3 separate regions of the Homo sapiens genome follow, and regions 2 and 3 are each linked to region 1. A link is a loop called in an ENCODE intact Hi-C map of the cell type or tissue named here. Cell type or tissue: HCT116. All regions are shown on one strand. Links, peaks and the distances in the headings refer to the core of each region. The heading gives the core; the rest is flanking DNA.

The links. A loop is a pair of places that touch in the nucleus more often than their neighbours do. Peaks named below come from ENCODE experiments on the same cell type or tissue, not always from the same donor. Only the 100,000 strongest peaks of a DNase experiment are listed, where the experiment ranks them.
Region 2: a loop joins it to region 1, with 6 times the contacts of the local background. A loop is called at or near these places in 22 of 110 quality-filtered maps.
Region 3: it touches region 1 in a loop (6-fold over the local background); 14 of 110 quality-filtered maps call a loop at or near these places.

The regions. Positions count from the first base shown.
Region 1 is chr11:5,807,029-5,810,409 of GRCh38, reverse strand. It overlaps OR52N2 (olfactory receptor family 52 subfamily N member 2), which reads right to left and starts at 1,486. Exons shown (of 2, transcript NM_001005174.3): 1 at 1,356-1,486. In HCT116, for the core only: a CTCF peak has its summit at 1,775 (motif pointing right); a DNase peak (open chromatin) is centred at 1,779; H3K4me3 peaks cover 766 bases; H3K27me3 peaks cover 1,362 bases.
Region 2 is chr11:4,624,611-4,627,991 of GRCh38, reverse strand. No RefSeq gene overlaps it. Among named protein-coding and RNA genes, the nearest start is that of OR51D1, 11 kb to the left of the region's middle. In HCT116, for the core only: a CTCF peak has its summit at 1,598 (motif pointing left); a DNase peak (open chromatin) is centred at 1,611.
Region 3 is chr11:5,203,128-5,206,508 of GRCh38, reverse strand. No RefSeq gene overlaps it. Among named protein-coding and RNA genes, the nearest start is that of OR51V1, 4.1 kb to the right of the region's middle. In HCT116, for the core only: a CTCF peak has its summit at 1,539 (motif pointing left); a DNase peak (open chromatin) is centred at 1,498; H3K27me3 peaks cover 353 bases.

The DNA of each region.
Region 1 (3,381 bases), core at 361-2,860:
TAATACAACCTTGTACTTTCCTCCTCAGTTCAGAGCTGAGACACACAGGAGACAAGGAGTTGACAGAGAATGTCAACAATTTTATGATATACATCTGGGAAAATGAGGCTTTAGATTTTTCAGGCAAAATACCTTGTTCTGCCTTGCCTCTGATTTAGACTAGCTTGCTCATCCAGTCCCTAGCATAGACACATACAAGTCTCTTTCGGAAAGCTTGGCCACTGACTTTGCTAATGTGGACAGACCAGAATGCGTGGCCTATTCAGGCAGGGAGATTGACTTCTGTGAAGCGTCAAGGCTCAGCATATAGCTCACCCATAGCTCACTGATATCTGATGCTTCTCCCACTCAGAGGAATGAGTTATGACAAGAAGAATGTTGTTCTAAATGAAGTCCTTATACTTGAAGTAATAAGTGTAGAATAATTAATTATACCGTTTTCCCAAATCTCTCTTCCTTTCCTTAAACTTACTGCTATTTGTTCTTTCTCATAATACAGTATCTTCTTGTACTAAATTCAGATTGTGATAGCCTCTCCTGCATGACTACTGGGTAAATAACAAAAGGAAGGCAGAAATAAAGATGTTCTTTGAAATCAATGAGAACAAAGACACAATGTGCCAGAATCTCTGGGACACATTTAAATTTCTTGTCTTTAATTAGCCCACAGAATAGTGAAACTATCCTTGGGCAATGGTAATCATTTTTCAGCTTTTTTATAGAACTGCTTTGAAAATAGCTTTACTTTTTTTTTTTTTTTGAAAGACAATGTAAGATACAATAATTTTCTCTGAGTTCCTCTTCAAAGATTTAGCCGCTAACTTCCTGGTCTTTTGTTCTCAAACTCAACTTTCCTTTTCCTTAGTTACTGTAAAACAGCCTACCGCTTCCCATCAGCTCTAATCAATAACTCACATCTGTTCCCGTAGTTACCTGGACTCATTGTTCCCCGGAAACTGCACATCTCACATGCCTCACCACTGTACCCCGTGTTCCCCTTCCCTTCCATATTTAGAAAGATATTTGCAAGTAGCCAATCTGGTCAGCTCAGCCCATGGGGGAGTGACACAGCCCATGGGGGACCCCAGCCCATGGGGGAGTGACACAGAAGTAGAAACTGTCAGAGATAAAAGCTCCCTGCTCTCCTTCCTTCCCTGTGCTCTTGTGATCTTGATTGATGCGAGTGGCACCCTTCTACAGAAGTAAATTGCCTTGCTAAGAGAACTTTTGCCTAAGTGTTGGTTTCACTTTGCGGCACTGAGCATTTATTCCTAGAGCATTTTTACACCCAACAACTCTGGGGGCTCATCTGGGATCCCCACTCTCCTTCAGAAAGGGATCTTCAGTCATCCTACCCAGGGGAGACGCATTCCAATGCCCCGTTGCGGTAGTCTCAGGGAGGGGAGATCGGGACCCACCCATTGTGATGAATAAACTCGGACTCTCAGCAACGCGAGGAGGAGAGGCTTGCAATACCGCGGTGACCAGGTAAACTCTGTGCACAGATCAAGGTAGGAAACGTCACAGGGGCGACAAAGTACTTCCTTGGTGGTTGGGGGCCGTGGGTCGGGGCATTCTGGAGGTTGAAAGTGCGTGAATGGTAGCAAGCGCTCCTGCTGCGCAGAATGAATGAGTCCAATCTGTGGTTCTGTGGTCACCTCATATGGGGGTCCCATCAGGGGTTTATGCTGACCCGCCATCAAGGCTAAGAGGAACCTGAAATATTCCCACGAGGGAAGCGGCCAGAGTGGACAAAGCGAAAGGATGCAAAGAGCCTCCAGCAGGTGGGGCTAAAGGATAGGCGAATTGAGCCTCAGTTACGATTCCAGTGAAGGATAGGCAAGAGGTCCCCTAACACAAGGGGTTGAGCCACAAGGAATCCCTCGCCAAATAGGCGAGAAATCCCTAATATGATGGGGTTGAGCCACAGCAATGCCCCGTTAGGCAAGAAATTCCTAATATGAGAGATTGCGCCTAGCCAAGACCCAATATGGGAAATATTACAAGCAAAAATGGTAAGAATAGTAACAAAGATATATACCACCTGATAGTCCCCTAAGTCTCATGAAAAAGGATATGAATAGTAACAAAGATATACCACCTGATAGTCCCCTAAGTCTCATGCTAAAATGTTGGGAAGATAATGAAAGAACTAAACATAAGAAAAAGCAACAAATGATAAAATATTGCTTTTCTATTTGGACTCAAAGACCTAACCTCAATCCGTCAATCTTCTGGCCAAAGTTTGGGTCAACTGAGGATATACTATGTCAACTTTCAGTTTAACATGTAAATAATAAAAGCCCAGTTTCTCAAGAAGAACTGGACTATGCTCTTTTTTGGAGGCAAAGACCTGTCCTCCCTTTCCCTTATGCACCTGCCCCTACTGTGGAGACAGTGAAGGAGGGTTCTCAGAGGATCCTAGCAAAGAAAACAGCACATAGGATTCCCTGGACCATCCTTTACCTAATGCCCCTAGTCCCCCATCTAATACCCCCAACCCTTCCCCTCAGGCCCAGCCTAAGTCCTCCTCTGTGAAAGGAATCCAAGCTCCTCATTCGCCAGGTGGCTTTTGACAGGCTAGCGACATCAAGGATCTGCCTCAACATGTTGTCGTTGTCGTGCAGCCTCTAGTGCGCCCCCACAGCAGAAAAAGCCCATGCTCTGCCGCAGCCTATGCCTAAGCAGACTACATTATGGGACATATGCCTTACTTTTGCCAGGGTCAAGTAATACAGGCTTCAGATGCGGCTCCAAGCAGCTAGGCATCCCCGCGGCTAAGTTTCCTGAACAAGTAGTAGATAATCTTTCAGCTGATATATCCGCTAGCATTTATTATGGGTCAGGCCAGTATTAAAAGTGAAAATATCCACCAGAAAAGACTTTGATTATTTAAAGTCACTTATATTAAAATGTACCACCAGAAAAGTATTACATGTGTATAAGTACGAGTTTAAAAGTATAGTTTAACATTAATGACTGATAATTCGCTTAATCTAGCAAGTTTCTTAATGAGATATCCAAAGCTAAAAAGAAAGCACACGTGTTTAGATTTAACTGATTACAAACGTTCGGCCAAACTTAGAAGAAACCCTCTTCAGGAATGATTAAGGGAAAAAGAACGCAACAGGTGTTCAGTAATTAATAAAGAAGTTCCTAGAGAAATTTATAAGCTGTCTGCACTTAGTCAAGCTTTAAATTACCTGCAGGACCAGGAAAGAACCATCTGTACTAATTCTAAATATGCCTTTACAGTGGCTAATACATTTAGCAAATTTCAGACTGGATTAATAGTAAAAGTCAAAGCCTTGTTCATGAGGAGTTAATCACCCAAGTATCTATTGTCCATGTCCCCAAGCACCAGAAAAGCCTGTCTTTTAA
Region 2 (3,381 bases), core at 519-3,018, 1.2 Mb after region 1:
TAGATGTAAATTTCTTTTCAAAAGCATTTCAAAATATCCACCTAAATGCCAAAAGGTATATTTTGAAGACTGATTTTGTTCCATAGGTGGTCATTTTAACTTAGCTTCTGTTTTTTACCTAAAATTACTGCATTTAGGGTGAAGCCCATTAAGGAATAGTGCAAAGAAAGCATTTGCTATGTGTAGACTCATGCATAGCTCTGAAAAAAAAACAGGAAGCCTACTTTACCTGAGGGTCTACCTTTTACAAACACTTTATCCAGCTTTCTCTTCACCTTCAGGGCAGGGTAGTAACCAGACTAAAAGGTTAGAAGACTTAATTTTTCTTATCAATTAGTTGCTTAAGCTTTTTGTCTTTTATAAAGACTTTTCTTAAAAACAATAAAAACAATGAAATCTTTTTAGAAGCATCTGCACATCAATAGGCATCCCTGGATGAGCCTAATTAGACAGCTCTAATTTTCAAATGCACTTTTCAAAATGGAGTGTTGTTCATTTGGAGCTTTCTATTATAATTTTTCATTATTTTTAGTAAGATTTTACGACTTTTGTCAATGTGTGCTGCTTCCCGGGCCTAATACTTAATACTATAGGTAAGTGTCGCTAGAAGATGGAGTACTCAGTTCTTCAGTAATTAAGCATCCCATTTTTACATTTATTCTTGGCTTAATTCTCAGATCCCCTTGATCAACTTAGCCAATGATTTTTTCCCTACCTAAAAGCACAAAAGAAATAGAAGATACAAATCCCTGCAAATTTTCGAAAGCCACAGTTTACACCCCCTGAGGTACTGATACAGGAGTTAAGAAGGAATTACTTAGGCAGATAGCAAGGGAACCCCCAAATCATTTTCTAACAAAGAGCAGCCTGCAAGCTGGGAGCTTGCATGGGTGAATGCCGCAGAAACTGAGGACTAGACATTTTCATAATGGTGGCTCCATCTTCCCTTCTCTGCCAGCCGCGTGTATCCTAAGGAGCAGACCAGATGGGGCTGATAACTGAAAAGCCCATTTGCATAAGATTAGGGTAAGGTGACCAGCCTTCCCCATGTGCCATGTAAATGTCATACCTAATTGAACCAATCTGTGAGCCCTACATAAATCAGACACCACCTCCTCATGCCAGACTAAAACAATCGGTGCATTCCCTGCCAGCTGGTGTTTTTTTCTTCTCCATCCTTTCCGCATGGTCTTTTCTGCTTGGAGAACCCTTCCTCTATGGAGGAAGCTGTTCCTCTTTCTCTTCTCTTCTACCTATTAAACCTCTGCTCCTAAATTCCACCTGTGTCTGTGTCCTAAATTTTCTTGGCATGCGACAACGAACCCCTGGCATTATTCAAAGGCTTCTGGACTGAACCCAGCCTCTGACAGTCCGTCCAGGTGTTGGTAAAGGATCTCCAGCTATCCTGTCACAAAACTTTCCTTTCTTTTCTATCCATGGTCATTATGTCTACTATGCTCTCCGTATATGCAATGTGCAGGAATTTTTACAATTCAGGGGAACAGTTCTGTTAGGAAAGATCGGCAAACATGCAGTAACTCAATAAACGTCTTTACCGTTTCTCTGGTGAGTACAAGGTATTACTAGGCCAACAGCGCCACCTAGTGGAAACAGAAATCCTCTTCATGAGGCACATTGTGAGTCCTATGCCATAAACTGCGGTGTCCCAATCCTGGCTTTTCGCACTGCTAGAAAGGCTTCAACTGTGAATGGGAAAGCTCTGCCTTCAACAATTAGGAGCAAAATGTCCTCTGTAGCCAAATTTTAGCCTCAATACTGTCCCATCAGCAGATAAATGGCCATTCAGTCCCTATGTTCTCTTAAGGCACCTATTCTGCCTCCAATTAGAGTGGTACCTAACTAGTAAGGGGATTTTAAGTTTGGAAGTTAGCCAAAACCATTCTATAAAGGTAAATGCTTCAGCACCGGCCATAATAGCAAGATACAGAGTTTAATCTAGCATGCCCCCCCCCCGCCCATTAAAGGGGCCTTGCCCAACTATTACATAGTTTTTCTTGAGATCCGTTTTTCAGGGAGCCAGGCGGCTCACACAAGTCTAGGAAGTCAAAAGTCACCCAGGACTAGAGCCACCTGGGTGAGCATGACTAGCCCTAATTGCTTAGTTCCTCTGGAGTGCATTCTGAAGCACAAGGACTTCTGTGACCCAGAAACTTTAACAAAAATGTGGCTCATTTTCTTTTGCACAAGGGCATGACCTTTTTACTAGACCTCTGCAAGCATTGCAAAATAAACCCAGCTCTTTTAGCAATCATATCAGGCAGGTCCAAAAGAAAATAATTCTCTAAAATTAGAGAAGCAACTCCCAGGGGAACTATCTGAGGCTCCCCTTTATTTGGGGCCCCTTCAAGTTCCCTTCTCATTACAAGATCTTAGACAAATAAAGGGAGACTTAGGTCAATTTTCTAACGACCCTGATAGGTATATAGAAGCTTTCCAAAATTTAACTTAGGTATTTGACTTCTCATGGAGGGATGTTATGCTGCTTCTAAGCCAAACCCTAACCACAGCTGAGAAGCAGGCAATTCTGTAGGCAGCAGAGAAATTTGGAGATAAGCAATATGTCTTCTATAGCAGGCCTAAAAGGAAAAGCGAAAATAGAATGCAGGCCCAGGACCCCATAAGCCTGCTGTTCAAGCCAGCCCAACAACATAATCAGTAACAAACTTGACTACAGGCCTCCATCTTGTTTCAGGTCCTTGGGAACATGACCTGGAACCACATGGCAATACTTTGTTTTAGTCTCCACCATTTTACAATGGTGGCTGTCTTCTTGTGCTAAGTCAGTTCCTGGGTGAGGACCACACAATCAGATAAGCCAGTTTGTCAATCTAGGTGGTGCCAGCTGATCCATCAAGAGCAGGGTTTACAAAATATATTAAGGACTAATCTTGAGAGCAGTTAAGGGAGGGTCAGAATCTTGTAGCCTCAGCTCCATGACTCCTAGGCCATGGTTTCTAATCTTATGGCTAGTTTCTTGGTCTGCTCCCCAGGCAAGAGGTAAGCCTATCTTAAGAAGGGGCTGTTACCATCTTTGTTTTAGACTATAAACTATAAACCCAGCTCCTCCAAAAGTTGGTTTGGCCTATGCCCAGGGATAGGCAAGGATAGCTTGGGAGCTGGAAACAAAATGGAGTTGGTTGGGTCAGATCTCTTCCACTGTCTCAGTAATAATTTTGCAATGATAGTTTTAAAAGCTGCCTATCACCCCTTTGAAAACACCATATACACTTGAGGTTAAGTCATAACCTAATTAAGGCTTGTTGGTTTCACCTGTGAGATTACTTTTTGTAACGTTCAAAAGCTGAAAATCTTAATTGCTTCGCATGGCTAAAGTCTAGTAACAAGAGATTTAAAAGGATT
Region 3 (3,381 bases), core at 519-3,018, 600 kb after region 1:
TTATAGATAGCTTCCCTGAAGCCATAGTAACCCCCTGGAGAAAAATTGGACCTGGAGTCTAGCAGCCTAGGTATGGGTACTCGATTTCTTAGAAAGCCTTTACAATTTCCTTTATCTTAAAAATAAGGGTATTGAAGTAGAATTCTAGAATTTTCAGAGGACAACTTAAAATATGTGTAATAGTTTTAATTATTTATCCTCATAAATTTAACTGTTCATTTTAATATATTTAAGGATGAATTTTTTAAAAAGTTGATTTCATAAAAACGGGAATAGAAAGATGGTTCCATAGGCTGACTGAGAGTGTAGAGGAGGGATGGGAAGGGAAAGAAGTTGATCTTCAGTTAGACTAGAGGAATAAGTTTTAGTGATCTCTCACACTGCATAGTGAACACAGTTAATAATATATTATGTATTTAAATTAAAAATTGCTAAAAAATAAATATTTTATGTTCTCACCACAAAAAAAGTTGGAAGGTGATTCATATGCTAATTAGCTTGATAGACTCTCTCTACAATGTATATATAGATCAAACATCACATTGTATCCCATAACATATTATATATATTATATATTTATATTATATATTATTATTGTATCCATTAATATATGCACTTATTATTTGCCAGGCAAATAAAAAATGTTTTTAAAATATAAATTTATTTGTAACCTCCTTTTACTTTTCTGCTTGGTTTTCTTCTTTCATTCAGTGTTTACCAGTTTCTTATAGTTAATTTTATTTTAAGCTGTCTCACATTTTCTGAAGAAAAGGGAACATATTAAAGCCAACAAAACAAATACACTATCTTGCATGAGATGATTTATGTCATGGTACAATCAAATGCTATAAATCTTATAAAAACTTCTCAAATGGTTAGATGGCTACAGTTGAACAGATGGACCATGTCATATATTTTTTATAATGCTTCTAAGGTATGGCTAATTTTTAAAAAATATTTTAGTAATGATGGGAATATTATTTATAGAAATCTTATAAAATATATAATGAAATATGTAATAAAGTCTAGATAAATGTGTATATACATAATATATATTTATTACATAATATATAATATATAATGTATATTTATATATTACATGCATTATATATTAAATATAATACATTTTATATATTATATATTAAAATATGTAATAATATGTTATTAAATATATACAATAATCTATTACATTTTATGCTTATATAATATATAATAAATATATAGTATATAATAAATATACACTATATATTTGTATCTATATATGTTTATAAAGTCATTCCTCTAATTAGGTCATAACCATTCAGGTAAACTGGAAATTTAAGCCTACTTCAGGTTTGTGGTAAATAGATTCTCTCTGAACTAGCATATTCAGAATCATTAAACAGTCAGTTCTTTGGACAAGTCTTATAGAATGTTCTTACCTCTTCAGCCATCCCAAGACTCTTGAGGGCCTGACCTCGCTTACACTAAAGCAGATCTGCCTTATGCATCACTGAAGTAGGGAGGGAAGAAAGTTTGATGAACTACTTCTGACCCCTAGTGGTGTCCAGAAAAGACCATTAAAGGAATGACCTTTAAAGGATGGACATACAATTTTTTGTCCAAGGCAGGACATGTGTGGGTGTCTTTCAGTAATTATGTTCTAAGAACAGCAAAAACTCCACTGCCTTGGCAAATAGGAATGTTTTAGTTCTATAGAATTATAAAGAAGCTGTCTTTTAAACACAATATACTTTCTCTATGTCTTTGGAACAATGACTATTGGTCATTACCCTATTTTAAAGTAAGCAAGTAATCACACAGGGAATTATTCTGAAAAGACAGAAAAAAAAAAAAAACCAAGAGATTTCTGCATATGTAGGTCAGTTTTAATCAGAGGGCATCAGAAAAGACTCCTGAAAGAATGACCTGGTTATTATAATCACAGATTTGCTTTCCAAGTCAACATTCCAGACAGTGCTCAGAGGGGATACGAAAACCCTTTTATTTCTCCAGACTCAAATTCACTGCTATTTGTCTTCTCTATTTATTTTATTATAGGCATTGTTCTGGTTGCTGGGAACTCAGACTGAGATACCATACACTGACTCTCAGATAGCATAACACAACATGATGTCTTGGAAAACTGTAAATCTTTTTGTTTTTTAAATACAGGTGGAGCATCTGGCACACCTGACATATTGATCTTGTTTTTCTTTAAATCTTCATTTATTTACCTTATCAAAACTATGCTCTTTCATCCTACCTTTCAAAACATATTTTAAAAAATCCTCCAACATGTATTTTGCTCTGGTAATCCCAAAAGGCTGATAGTCTCTATGGTGGCAACATGGATAATACTGTTCCCCATCTAGATGGTCTCATTTCTTCTGTATCTAGTCTGAAGAAGCCTGAATGAAAGTAGATTTTTAAGCTTTGTAGCTAGTCTGAAGCCTTTGTAGTCAGTCTGAAGAAACCTGCATGAAAATAGATTTTTTTTTTCCTTTGGGACAGAGTCTTGCTCTGTCGCCCAGACTGGAGTGCAATGGCGCGATCTCGGCTCACTGCAACTTCCACCTCCCAGGATCAAGCAATTCTCCTGCCTCAGTCTCCCAAGTAACTGGGATTACAGGAGCACACTGCCATGCCCAGCTAATTATTTTTGTGTTTTAGTAGAGACAGGGTTTCACCATTTTGCCCAGGTTGGTCTCCAACTCCTGAGCTCAGCCAATCCACCTGCCTCGGCCTCCCAAAGTGCTAGGATTACAGGCGTGAGCCACCAAGCCTGGCTGAAAGTAGATACTTTTAACACATACCTACATTCACAGAATATTAAATCTTTTGTGATCAATCCCAGATCCTTGACGATATGTCTGAGTCAGGCTGGAAATGAGAGAAATCATGTTTGAAATTGGAGTGTTGTATTCAAGGTCAGCAAGATCCCTGGAGCAGCATCTGTTTTATAAACCATTCAAACTTGGTATATGATGACTCAATTGGTGGCCAAAGGTCAGAAAAGACTAAGTGTACACAGATGATTTTACACACACTTTGATAGGAGTGTTCACATTCATATTATCTTTATATCTCTGTGATTGTCTAGCTCTTATTTCATAGAATAATTAATTAAAAATTATTTGATAAGTGCCCATTCTATGCTAACCCTTATTTTTCATATTCTTGAGCAAAAAACAGATATGGTTCCTAATCTTCTACAGCCTCTAATGAATCTAATGGAAATTCAGTGTATAATAAGTGGTATAAATATAAACTAGTATACTGTGATGAGAGTAAGTTAGTTAAGGGGGTTGAAGAAATGAGATAATCTAGGTGGGGAGCAGTATTAGAAAAATCCCCCTGAGGAAGTAATCATTTTAACTCAAAAGTTAATGGTGAAAGGAA